Regions from separate parts of the Homo sapiens genome. Here all the other regions are linked to region 2. The links are chromatin contacts, found by Hi-C or POLR2A ChIA-PET in ENCODE. All regions are on one chromosome and are shown on one strand. The core of a region is the stretch at or near the end of the contact, and the rest is flanking DNA. Distances in the headings are between cores, read along the strand shown.

Region 1 (4,633 bases), core at 2,134-4,633, 240 kb before region 2:
CTCCACAGAAGCGCAGGAGGATGAGATCTCAGAGAACTTGGTGAACATTCAGAAAATGCAGAAAACGCAGGTGAAATGCCGCAAAGTGAGTGGAGGAGATGGGGACCCTGGGGAGGAGTGGGAGAGGGAGGGATGGGGATTTTGGCCAGCCTCCACCATGAGATTGGAGCCTGGGTTCAAATCTCAGCTCTGCCACTCACTGCTGTGTGACTGTGGGCAAGTCACTTGACCTCTCTGAGCCTCAGTTTCCTCATCTGTATAATGGATGTAATAATAACTCATCTTGGCTGGGCGCGGTGGCTCACGCCTGTAATCCCAGCACTTTGGGAGGCTGAGGTGGGTGGATCAGAAGTTCGAGACCAGCCTGGCCAACATGATGAAACCCCGTCTATACTAAAAATACAAAAATTAGCTGGGTGTGGTGGCAGGCACCTGTAATCCCAGCTACTCAGGAGACTGAGGATGGAGAATGGCTTGAACCTAGGAGGCAGAGGTTACAGCGAGCCGAAATCGTGCCATTGCACTCCACCCTGGGCGACAAGAGCAAAACTCCCATCTTAAAAAAAAAAAAGAAAAAAGAAAAAGAAAAAGAAAACTCATCCTGTTGGGTGCTGTGGCATGCCTGTTATCTCAGCACTTTGGGAGGCTGAGGTGGTTGGATTGCTTGAGGCCAGAAGTTCAAGACCAGCCTAGGCAACATGGCAAAACCCTGTCTCTACAAAAAACAAAAAAAACAAGAGGGTGTGGTGGCACATGCCTGTAGACTTAGCTACTCAGAAGGCTGAGGTAGGGGGATCACTTGAGCCTTGGAGGTTCAGGGTGCGTTGAGCCCTGATAGTACCATTGCACTCTAGCCTGGGCGACAGACTGAGACCCTGTCTCAAAAAAGAAACAAACACCAAAAACAAAAACAAAAAACAAAACAAAAAAAAACACTCCTCCCTACCTGATCAGGTGTCTGTATTAGCTGAGTACTGTGCACTTGAATGCAGTCTGGCATATAACAAGTGCTATATAACAGTCACCTTTTACTATTATCATTATTATTATTTATTTTGTTTTCTTTTTTGAGACGGAGTTTCCCTCTTGTTGCCCAGGCTGGAGTGCAATGGCGCGATCTCAACTCACTGCAACCTCTGCCTCCTGGGTTCAAGCAATTCTCCTGCCTCAGCCTCTCGAGTAGCTGGGACAACAGGCGCCCGCCACCACGCCCGGCTAACTTTTTGTATTTTTAGTAGAGATGCGGTTTCACTGTGTTAGCCAGGATGGTCTCAATCTCCTGACCTCGTGATCTGCCCGCCTCGGCCTCCCAAAGTGCTGGGATTACAGGTGTGAGCCACCGCGCCTGGCACTATTGTCATTATTATTATGACTGCTGTTCTCTCATCCCTCCCCACCCCAGATCCTGACCAAGATGAAGCAGCAGGGTCATGAGACAGCCGCCTGTCCGGAGACTGAAGAGATACCGCAGGGAGCCAGTGGCTGCTGGAAGGATGACCTCCAGAAGGAACTGAGTGATATATGGTGATGCCCAGCCTGCAGTCTGACCCCTGACCCTCCTCTGAACCCGTTCCCCCAACGGGATCTGGCAGTGACCACCAGAACCTGGAGCCCACCTGAGTCCAGACTTCCCTCACCCCCTAGGACTCACCCCACCACGGCCCCCAACCTTAGCTGTACTGCTGTCTACACCCTGAGCAGTGTGGAGTCTCCCAGCGCCCCCAGCTCCTTGTCTTCTTGCAGGTCTGCTGTGCACGTGCTGCAGAACTCCATAGACAGCCTCACTTTGTGCTCGGGGGCCTGTCCCAAGGCCTCGAGCCTAAGAGGTGAGGGAGGCTGAGAATTGCTCAGGGGTGGGAGGTCATTGTCTAGCTTCACAGGGAGGCTATGTTCAGAGAGCCTATTTGGGAGTCACATCTGATGGGTGTTATTCTATGGTCACATTAAGTAGTGTTCTGGGGTCACATTAAGGAGTCACTGGAGGTTTCATCCAGGAGTCATTCATGGTCACATTCAGAGTCACTTGGATCTTATATGAGTCCATGGGGACTCCACACAGTGGCTCATGCCTGTAATCCTAATATTTTGGGAGGCTGAGGTGGGAGGATTACTTGAGTCTAGGAGTTTGAGACCAGCCTGGGCAACACAGTGAGACCCCATCTCTCCAAAAAATTTAAAAACTAGCTGGGTGATGGTGCACCTGTGGCTGAGCACACCTGTAGTCTCAGCTACTCAGGAGGCTGAGACAGGAGGATCGCTTGAGCCTGCGAGGTTGAGGCTGCAGTGAGCCATAATCGTGCCACTGCACTCCAGTCTGGGCAACAGAGCGAGACCCCATCTCTAAAAAAAAAAGTGTCAATTGGGTAAAATGCAAGGGTCATTGAAGTCATAATTTGGTGTCACACTGGATCACATTCAAGGGAATTGGGGGTCATGGTTTAAGTATCAATGAGGTATACTATGAAGGGACACAGGGCCTATATTTGGGGGTTACTTGAGGGTCACATTCAGGGAACCTGTCCCTCCTGCAGGCCACAAGGGGCACCAGTGCCTGAGCCCTCCACTCCCCTCCTGGGACTCTGACTCCGACTGTGACCAGGACCTCTCCCAGCCACCTTTCAGCAAGAGCGGCCGCTCCTTCCCACCCGGTGCAGATCCTCCCCAGTCCCCCCCTCCACCCATTTCCCTCCTGACCTGCCCTTGACTCCCACAGTCTAGACCCTCAGAACAGGCCCAGATCCTGATCTGGGCATGCGGTCCCTGACCTGCAGCCCCGGAGTCCCCTGGACCTGGCCAGGCCCTGACCCACCCTCTCTCTCCACAGCTTGAGCAGCCGGGACTGCTCTCCCTGAAGACCCCTCCAGAGAGAAAATAAACTAGCCCAGACCCTCCTCTAGCCCCGACTGTTAGTCTTGCTGCTTCCTGTGCCTAGGAATCCCCCTGCCCTCCTAGTTTACCCCTCATTGTTGGGGGGGAGGGGTGTAGAGACCCCAGGGGTCATTCGGGATGTGTGGGCTTGGAATCAGGGGACATCTGAAGCCAGATTTAATATATGACAAGGCAAGGAGTCATTCTGTCCAGACACGAGCAGCCAGACAGACTTCCACACTGGCCACAGAGCCTTCCTTTCTGGGGGGCCCTGGCGAATGGGGAAACTGAGGCCCAGAGAGGGAGAGGCGCGGCCCAGGGACATACTCTGAAGCCCCTCCCTCCTATTACCCTCGGAGCCCCGCCCACCCCAGGGTCCTCCCTCTCTACTTCCATTCTTGGTTCCTTCCTACAATCGATGCTAACACGCCCCGCCTCCAAGATCACGGAGGCCCCGCCCCACGGGGCTATGCAAATGAGACGCCCGGAGGCCCCGCCCCTCCCTCCACCTCGGAGTCTGCGCGGCGCGGCCAGGCCCGGCCGACCGCGTCTCGGTCTTCGCGTCTGCCAGCCTGGCTGGCAGTCCGTCTGTCCATCCCGCCGCGCCGGGGCAGTCTAGGCGGAGCGGGGGCTCAGGCGGCGGCGGCCTCGACGCGGTGAGAGGAGGGGGTGGGGGCGCCCCTCATCCCCTCCCGTGGGCTTCCCACCCCCGGTGTCGGTCTCCGGTTCCTGAGGGTTGGGTCCCTCTGGGTCCAGCGCGGGGAGGGGCGGGGGAGGGGAGGCGGCGAGCTGGGGGAGGGGACCGGGCTGGGGGAGGGGACCCCGGGCCGAGGAGCCAGCACCGGTGGTGAGGGCGGCTGTGGGTAACTGTGATTGTGTGGTTGTCATTGTGTGTCTGTGTGTGGTTGTGTAACTGTCATCGTGTGGCTGCATGACTGGGATTGTGTGGTTTCGGGAGGTCCGCGGGTGTGTGTGTGTGTGTGTCACTGTCATTGTGCGGCTGTCGTTGTGGGTGTCACTCTGATGGTTTGTGTGTGTGTGTCTGGCTATGCTGTGACTGCCATTGGCCCCCCGTGTGGCTGCTGTCTCTGTGTGTGACTGTCTTGGTGTTCGTGTGGTTGTGTGCATAGGACTGTCATTGTGTGGCTCCTGTTGTGTGTTCATTCTGATGGTGTGTATGTGTGTGTGGCTGTGGTCGTGCGCTGTGCACCTTTCTTGTGTGGCATTGTGAGTCTGTGTCATGGTCCATGGATGTGGCCATGTGGTTGTAGATGGCACCTTGTCTCTCCCCTGTGACTGTTGGTGTGAATAAGAGACTGTTAGTGTGTGTGTGGCTGTCGCTGAGTGCCTTGTAATTGGGGGTGTGACGCTGTGATGAGTTCTGTGACCCCCATTGTGTGCGGTGACTCTTTTCTGTGACTCTTAAGTGTGTTGCAGGCCTGACTGTGTGTCCCTGACTGTAGCGGTGTGGGGGCTTGTGTGGGACTGTGATGTGTGTAGGGTCTCCTGACATGTCTCTCTCTGTTTGGCCTGGGGTGGGGGTGGGGACTTGTTTGATCTGTTTGGTGTCTCTGACAGGCTATGAGCCCACTGTGTGTGAGTATGCAGTGACATGTGTTGTGTGTGTTGGACACCTGTCTGAACAAGGGGGCCCCTCTTGTTTACTGCAAAGTGGCGCCCAGCACAGCGCCTGGAAGTCGGCAGGTGCTCGGTCTTCACTGTGGGATGGGTGAACGCTATGCCATGGTTGTGTGTGTGTGTGTGT
Region 2 (4,081 bases), core at 401-2,900:
GGACTACAGGCGCCCACTGCCACGCCCGGCTAATTTTTTGTATTTTTAGTAGAGATGGGGTTTCACCGTGTTAGCCAGGATGGTCTCGATCTCCAGACCTCGTGATCTGCCCGCCTCGGCCTCCCAAAGTGCTGGGATTACAGGCATGAGCCACGGCGCCTGGCCTAATTTTGTATTTTTAGTAGAGATGGGGTTTCTCCATGTTCCGAACTCCCGACCTCAGGTGATCCGCCTGCCTCGGCCTCCCAAAGTGCTAGATTACAGGCGTGCTCCATCGCACCCAGCCCAACCTGCCTTTTAATACTAATACATTACTTTGGGTCTCATCCCACATCACTTCATCAGAGAGCATCCTTCCTCTCACCTCAGTTATTTCTACTTTTTTTTCCACGTATAGATGTTTTTTCAGGGACCGGAGGGTATGGGAGGAAGCCTTGGCACGCCTCATCCCAAATGCCCGTTTCCCGGAACATCAGGCCCTTCCTCCTCTTCCTGTCCTCCCTGGCCTAGCCTGGGCTCCCTCCCGTTCTGAGGCAAGGCGATTGCTCCATGTCACAGTGAGTGTGGAGTTCCCTGCACATACTGGTGACCTTGTGTCCGGAAGGAATTAGAAGGAAGAGCTCATGGAGTGCCAGAAGAAGACAGTGCCTACTCTGGCAAGCTAGAAGCAAGCTCTGCATTAAATGCAAATATTGGCCGGGCACGGTGGCTCACATTTGTAATCCCAGCACCTGGGGAGGCCTAGGCAGGAGGATCACTTGAGCCCAGGAATTCACGACCAGCCTGGTCAACATAGTGAGACCCCATCTAACCCACCCCACCCCCGTCACACACACAGCACCAACAACAAAATAAAATTAGCAGAGTGTGGTGGGGCGTGACTTTGGTCCCAGCTACTAGGGAGGCTGAGGCAGGAGGATCGTTTGAGCCCGGGAGATTGGGGCTGGAGTGAGCCGAGATCATGCCACTGCAGTCCAGCCTGGGTGACAGAGCAAGACCCTGAAAGAAAAAAAAGAAAGGAGGGAGGGAGGGAGGATGGAAGGAAGGAAGGAAGGAAGGAAGGAAGGAAGGAAGGAAGGAAGGAAACCAAAACAAGGCCACGCGTGGTGGCTCACGCCTGTAATCCCAGCACTTTGGGAGGCTGAGGTGGGCGTATCACTTGAGGTCAGGAGTTAGAGACCAGCCTCGGTAACATGGCGAAACCCCGTCTCTACGAAAAATACAAAAATTAGCCAGGCGTGGTGGCGGGTGCCTGTAATTCAGCTACTCGGGAGGCTGAGGCACGAGAATCGCTTGAACCCGGGAGGCAGAGATTGCAGTGAGCTGAGATCGCGCCACTGCACTCCAGCCTGGGCGACAAAAGCGAAACTCCGTCTCAAAAAAAAAAAAAAAAAAAAACCAAAACAAACCCTCAAATATCCCTCGGGCTGGGTGCAGGGAGGAAACTCGGCCTGAGAGGCGCAGTGGCTAGAACCAGTCAACACTGCTACGCACAGCCACGTTTCCATGGCTTCCTACGTCACTCAGGCCTTAGGGGGCGGGGTATGTCACCCTATCCAATCAGGGGCGCTGGGGCGGGGCCCTGCCAACTGTCCATTCAGATGGGCCCGGGAGAGGAGGGCAGGGCCTGCGCCTCCCTACGGAGCCTTTGTTTCTGGCGACCGTCCCCACCCGGGCTCGCGTCTCCGTTTCTCCGAGAGGCCCAAGGTGTCTCCGCCGCAGCCTCTGTCGCGCCGTGACCTGTACAGGTCGCGGGAGTCGTAGGGAGGACGCCGGGACACCTGGAAGCCGAGAAATGGTGCGTGTGAGGGGTCAGGCGTCCCCAGACCTGGGGGAGGGGCTGGTTGGAACCGGCCGGAACCGGCTGTGGAGGGACCTAGGCCTCCCTGCGGCGACTCCGGGGTCTGGGACCCGAGTTCCCTCGGCCGCAAGGTGGGGCTGGGCCAGGAGCTGGGACCCCGGTCGTCCTGTCCCGTCCCTGCGCGACGCCTGCGGCCCCGCAGCCCCGCGTCTCCCCACATGGTGCGGGGGCCGCGGGAGGGTCATGGGGGTATCCCTCCTCGGATGTGGTTCGTGTTGCAGGAGCTGCGGTCTGTGGCCGCCCCCCACAGTCCCGCCTTTCTCCCGTTAAAAATTTAGAGTTTATTTGAGCAAACAGCGGCTCATCGATGGAGAAGCTCCCGGTCGTGGTTTGTGGCTTGGGGATCCGTTGGAGGGAATGGAAGGAAAGGCTGTAAGGTGCAGGAGGAAGCGAACCAAATTCAGTACTTGGTTGGTGACAGTTATGCAGTCGCCTTATTTGCTCTATCTAGGTGGACATTTTCTGCTTATGTAGTCAGAGGTGGATTGGTGGTTGTGGTTTATTAACCCTAAATTTTATTTCCTTATAAACTGGTAATTTATAAGAATTTCATTTGAGGCTGGAGCGCGGTGGCTCACGCCTGTAATCGCAGCGCTTTTGGAGGCCAAGACAGGAGGATCGCTTGGGCCCAGGAGTTGAAGATCAGCCTCGCAATATAGCGAGACCCCATCTCTGTTAATTTTTTTTAAATGAACATATTCAGACTGAGACCAAAAAACTACTACAAATTTTTAAAATATAAAATCAAATAAAAGAATTTCATTCGACTTAGATTTCTGTTTCCTTGGGTAGGAAACCAGGACACCATAGCCACAGCCCTCTAATTGTCTCCAAATTAATTATTTTAACACTCCCCAGGGGGACAGGGTCCCAAATCCTTGACCTTGTTCCCCTAGCCTGACTCCTCTGGCGCTTGCAAATAATTCTTGATACCACTTCTTTCACCATATTCCCAAAAGGTAACTCCAGTCACGACATTATCAACTCTTTGTCCTTTATTGCACATTTCAAACTAATTAATTTGTATTATTTTTTCAAGGAGCAATCGATTGGTCTTTTAAAAATATTTGCTTTCTGTTTCTGAACATTTCACAGGAGAGGAAAGCAGAGAATACATGTATGAGACCCTGCTGTGAAAAAACCTTTGTGCCTCTTCTCCTTTTCTCTCTCCTAGGCACAGGGATGTTCTCAGAATGTCTTTTGGTTGGCCTGGTGCCATGGCTCATGTCTGTAATCCCAACACTTTGGGAGGCCAAGGCGGGAGGATCACCTGAGGCCAGGAGTTTGAGACCAGCCTGAGCAACATAGTGAGACCCGGACCCTAAAATAAAAAAAACAAAAAACAGTGTCTTTGGGTTGGGGTTCCCCTTTGGAAACTTTAAACTGTGATATGTCTTCAGAGCATCCTCCTTTCCTGGTCCTGGGCTTCAGGGCTGTTTGGGCTGACACAGGATGCCCACAGCAGCCAGATCTGTTGAAGGGTCTGGTATCAGCCTGCTCCCACTGGACAGCCTGAAGTACGGGGTGGGGCCTCTTAGTGGAGGAGCTGGGTGTCCTGGGGTCGGAGGAATCTCTTGATATCCCCTCCCTCTCAAAGCTCACCCCTGGGACACTCAGCTTTTCTTCCCCTAATTCCAGATCCCATTCCTTGGGGGACACATTGGTGTCCAGCCAAATGGATGATGGTATTGAGGGGAAAAACAGATATGATTCTTGCCCTCTGGATTCTTTTAGACTGGTGAAGTGAGAAAACTTATCCCAAGGACAGGAAAACCCATCCCACTGAGGTGATGCAAGAACTTGAAAAGCAAAATGTACTTCAGGCAGATGGAGGCAAAATGCAGTGTCTCTTGGAAGGGTGGTCACTGAGCCCTTCAGTGAGCAGGTTAGGGGGTGGACGATATCCCAGGTGATAGAATGACCTGACTTAGGCCGGGCGCGGTGGCTCACACCTGTAATCCCAGCACTTTGGGAAGCTGAGGTGGGCGGATCACTTGAGGCCATGAGTTCGAGACCAGCCCGGCCAACATGGCGAAACCCTGTCTCTACTAAAAAATACAAAAATTAGCTGGGTGTGGTGGCAGGTGCCTCTAATCTCAGCTACTGGGGAGGCTGAGGCATGAGAATCGCTTTAACGTGGGAGGCAAAGGTTGCAGTGAACCGAGATCACACCACTGCACCCCAGCCTGGGTGACAGAGCGAGACTCTGTCTCAAAAAAA
Region 3 (4,339 bases), core at 729-3,228, 250 kb after region 2:
CCTCTGTGTTTTACAATTAGACCATCCAAGGGGGTCAGGGTTTCCCCAGGGAATTTGGTGGGATTTTTTTTTTTTTGAGACCGTGTCTTGCTGAAGTACAGTAGCCTGATCAAAGCTCACAGCAGCCTCAAACTTTGGGGCTCGAGTAATCCTCCTGCCTCAGGCTCCTGAGTAGCTGAGACTAAGGGTACACACCACCTCTCCAGGCTAATAAAAAAAAAATTATGGAGATGGGAGTGTCTCACTTCACTGCTCAGGGTGGTCTTCAACTTCGGGCTTCAAGTGATCCTCCCACTTTGGCCTCCTAAAATGTTGGGATTGCAGGTGTAAGCCATGGCACCCGGCCTCCCAGGCTGTTGTTGAAAGGTCTTTGCAATCTCTAAGAGTTCTGCAGCAGTTTATTCCCTGACAGTGAGAGTCTCATCCTTTCACCCCATTTTGCAGCAGTAGTTGGGTGTTCACTTTTCTTTCCATAAGGAAGCGAGCTTGCCAGTGACCCTCATCCCCCTCCTCATCGATGACTTCTTTGTCATCAGAGCCTTCCTCTTCATAAATTCCCACGGAATCCAAGTTTTCACGTCCCAAATTATGATAGCCACAGGCCCTCACCAGCTGCCATAGCACCCCATTTCATGGAAGCCACCTGACTCTTCTTTGAGCATCCTGTCCCAGGAGCCCCCATCTGTGCTCTCCCGGGCTCCAGGCCCTAGAGCCGCGCTGCTGCAGAGCCCAGTTCCCAGGGCTGCTCCCTCCACGTATCCACATCCATCTCCAGCTTTCCACCCTTTCTCTGACCAGACAGGCCTGGAGGTGCTGCAGTGTCAGTGACCGTGGGTCCCTCCGCTGCCACCTCCACCGCGATCTGGAAGTCTTTTAAATGTACTTAAGTTATCTTAGAATTTTCCTTCCCCACTTTATACATAAACATAGGAGGAGAGCAGGGACTCTGCTGGTGTCTTATTCACACAATGGGATTGAGGGTGTTTGTGTCATGGAACTGATCAATGGGGTGAGAAGTAGCTGAATAACCTGCAGGGGCAGCAGAGCCCGAGGCCAGTGACTCCACGCTGAGGCCAGTCTGGAGCCTGCAAAGGAAGGGAAAGGAGCTTTTCCTGGGGGCTTCCTGGGCAGCCCGCCCTCCCCTACAGGTGGCCTCCAGCTGCTCAGAGCAGCTCCAGAAGGAGTGTGGATTCCGAGAAGCTGTAGGGCCCTGGAAAGCAGAAGACCTTCGTGCAGACGCATTTGTGGGGTTCTGTCCTTTCTGGTGTTGTACCTCTGGAGCCTGGGGCTGTCTTCTGGGCAGGGTTTGGGGTTTGACATACATGGGGTCGCTGGAGTCAGAGTTATTTGTATATATAAAGAAAATGTGTGAAAATCAGGCTAGAGACACAATTGTTTGGTGGCGTCACCTGGATAAAAGGTTTATGAGGTTGACAGTTTATTTAGGTCCGAAGCTTAACCCCAGGTGAGAGTTTCCTGCAGGTGAAAATGAAGATCTGGAAGGACGGAGCATTTTCATACTGTGAGGAGGGGATGGGGGTGTGTGAGCAAGTCTTGGCCATGCCTCATCCCCAATTCCGGCCCGCTCGAGGAAATATGCCTCTCCTCCTGGTGCAGTCTTGCCTGGCCTGGTCTCGGTTCCCCTGCTGCTCTGAGGCAGGAGATGGCTCCTGTGGACACTGAGTCTGAAATTCCCTGCACACTCCTGTGACCCCGTGCAGAACGAAGGAGCGGGGACAGTCCTTTGAGTGAGGAAGACGCTAGTGTTCTCTTCTAACAATAGCAAGTTTGGCTGAAATGCAACTATCCAATAACCCGAGTGCAGGAAGCAGCTCGTGTAAGCTTAGAGAAGCTGTTGCTAGAATCTGTCAGTCTGGCTCCGCAGGGCCTGATACCCAGGGCTTCCGCTGTCACTTAGACGTGGGGGGCGGGGCCGAACATTCCATCCAATCAGAGGCACTGGCTCGGGGCCCTGCCCACTGTGCATCCAGGCACGGAGGATGTTGCATTCCTGCCGTCACCTTTGTCGCTGCGAGGGCGGCGGTTGGGATCTGGCCTTTCCAGCCCCGAGAGGGACCTAGTGCCTCTACCCAGATTTCTGTCGCTCTGTCACCTGCGCTATGCCCTGCTTTACTCACAGGAGCTGTAGAGAGGACCCCGGTACATCTGAAAGCCGGGAAATGGTGCGTGTGCTGGCCGGGAGTGGTGCGATGGGGGAGGGGCTGCCTGGAACTGGCGGGACCCGGGCCTCCCTGTGGGCGACTCCGGGGTCTGGGACCGAGTCCTCCTAGAGCTGCTCGGCCCTCGGTCCCCGCGGCCGCTGGATGTGGGTGGGCCGGCAGCCGGGACTCCGGGCGTCCTGTCCCGTCCCTGCCCGTCGACTGCGGCCTTGGCCCCGAAGCCCTTTTGTGCAGCTCCGCGCCCGCAGCCCGACGCCCCAGCTTGTGCGGGGGCCACGGGAGGGTCATGCGCGGATTTCGACTCGGGTGTGGATTTCGTCCGTAGGAGGAGCAGCGGTCTGTGGGGCCCACAGCCTCCACTTTCTCCTGTTAAAAATTATACTGAGGTACGTTAACAAAAAGTTCATTTGAGGAAACAGCCATTCACGAATGAGAAACACCCGGTCCTGGCTTGTGGTTTGTCAACGGAAAAAAAACAGACTATGTAAAATACAGAAGTGTATTCAGAGCCGAGTAGGAGAGACCTTGGCCGAGGGAAACACAACCCCAAGCAGCCTGGAGTAAGTGGTCCGGAGGCGGCTCAGGACAGTTTGGTTTTATTCATTTCAGAGAGACAGGAATTGCAGGGAAAATGATGGATCAAGGCTGGAAGGTGTAAATTCCATTGGCAGAAAGGGTGGGACCTGTGGAAGGGGGGTTAGGAGGCACAGGTGGTTGAGGGATTCTGTAGGTGGCAGCTGGTTGAGAGTGTGAAGCTTTGTCTAAAGTTTGGAGGAGGTAGGAAGGAATGCTGAAGGAAGGGGGTCTGTTATCTGCCACTTCATTCCATCCCAGCCAAAAAACAGTCCTGTTTCTCTAGATTTTATGAATTCTAAGACGTAACTTTACCTTTGCCTTGCGTGGCCTTAGGTCTTGTTTGTAATTTGGTATCTTGTTGCCACAAGGAGTCTGTTTTTCCAGTCAGAGAATGTCTGTTTTTACATGAATGTGCGTCAGTTGCTGCATGTAAACTCCTAAAGGGAGAGGGTATAAGGAGACCTGTCTCACCTCCCATCCTGTCATACAGAGGCACTCAATTTTCAGGGTGTTTTGGGGGTTCCCTTGGCCAAGAGCCAGTCACTTCACTTAGCTGGGAAGGTACTTTGTTTGTTTTTGTTTTTGTTTGAGACGGAGTCTCCTTCTGTCGCCCAGGCTGGTGTGCAATGGCTCGATCTCGGCTCACTGCAACCTCTGCCTTCTGGGTTCAAGGGATTCTCCTGCCTCAGCCTCCTGAGTAGCTGGGATTACAGGCACGCACCACCACCCCCAGCTAATTGTTGTATTTTTAGTAGAGATGGGGTTTCACCATGTTGGCCAGGCTGTTCTCAAACTCCTGACCTCAAGTGATCCACCCCCCTCGGCCTCCCAAAGTGCTGGGATTACAGATGTGAGCCACATCGCCATGCCAGAAGATATGTTTTTATTTTTGTTTTACATGTTTAAGGCTAGGCTTTTATAAGGTACATGAGGAGACAAACCAGATAAATGCTTGATTGGTTGCAGAGATGCAGTCGCCTTATTTGGACTTGTCAACCGGAAATAATCAAAAGGTTCAGATTTCAGTTGGAAGAGTTTATTCAAGCAGAAAGATAGCAATGACCAAAACACAGACTCCAGAAAAATGGACTCAGTACTCCAAAATTGGAAGTTATGTTCTTGCTTATATTACTGAAAAAAGAGGTCCTGATCAGACCCCAAGAGAGTTCTTGGATCTCACACAGGAAGGAATTCAAGACGAGTCACAAAGTGCAGTGCGAAGAGAGTTTATTGAAAGCTACTCTGGGCCAGCATGATGGCTTAGGCCTGTAATCCAAGCACTTTGGGAGGCCCAGGCGAGAGGATCACTTGAGCTCAGGAGTTCGAGACCAGCCTGGGCAACTTAGCGAAACCCCGTCTCTTCCAAAAATAAGAAAAATTAGCCGGATGTGGTGGCCTGTGCCTGTAGTCTCAGTTACTCAGGAGGCTGAGGTGGGACAATCACTTGAACCTGGGAGGCAGAGGTTGCAGCCCAGCCGAGGATGCGCCACTGCACTCCAGCCTGGGTAACAGAGTGAGACCCCATCTCAAAAAACAAAAACAAAACAAACAAACAAAAAAGAGTTGAAGACCAACCTGGCCAA

What was found. Hi-C counts contacts between places; a loop is a spot of excess contacts on that map. ChIA-PET counts read pairs that join two places held with the same protein, here RNA polymerase II (POLR2A). Pooled maps may share reads with other maps.
Region 1: a pooled map shows a loop between it and region 2 (4-fold over the local background). The contact joins the promoter of PLPPR2 here to the promoter of ZNF627 in region 2. A Hi-C loop is called at or near these places in 1 of 37 single-sample maps with no recorded cell type and 8 of 50 pooled maps. POLR2A ChIA-PET finds 5 or more read pairs at or near these places in 2 of 52 experiments (CD8-positive, alpha-beta T cell and K562).
Region 3: a pooled map shows a loop between it and region 2 (12-fold over the local background). The contact joins the promoter of ZNF439 here to the promoter of ZNF627 in region 2. A Hi-C loop is called at or near these places in 1 of 37 single-sample maps with no recorded cell type and 8 of 50 pooled maps. POLR2A ChIA-PET finds 5 or more read pairs at or near these places in 2 of 52 experiments (WTC11 and activated B cell).

Annotation. Positions count from the first base shown.
Region 1 is chr19:11,352,049-11,356,681 of GRCh38, forward strand. It overlaps PLPPR2 (phospholipid phosphatase related 2), which reads left to right and starts at 3,384. Exons shown (of 10, transcript NM_001393892.1): 1 at 3,384-3,524. It overlaps CCDC159 (coiled-coil domain containing 159), which reads left to right. Exons shown (of 11, transcript NM_001080503.3): 7 at 9-85; 8 at 1,403-1,524; 9 at 1,744-1,826; 10 at 2,532-2,648; 11 at 2,825-2,896. The coding sequence ends at 2,829. RefSeq lists a silencer at 3,204-3,653 and an enhancer at 4,296-4,633.
Region 2 is chr19:11,595,833-11,599,913 of GRCh38, forward strand. It overlaps ZNF627 (zinc finger protein 627), which reads left to right and starts at 1,651. Exons shown (of 4, transcript NM_145295.4): 1 at 1,651-1,798. The coding sequence starts at 1,796. RefSeq lists silencers at 1,436-1,565, 1,906-2,045, 4,012-4,081 and enhancers at 1,590-2,588, 1,676-1,755.
Region 3 is chr19:11,846,748-11,851,086 of GRCh38, forward strand. ZNF439 (zinc finger protein 439) reads left to right here and starts at 1,979. Exons shown (of 4, transcript NM_001348719.2): 1 at 1,979-2,183. The coding sequence starts at 2,121.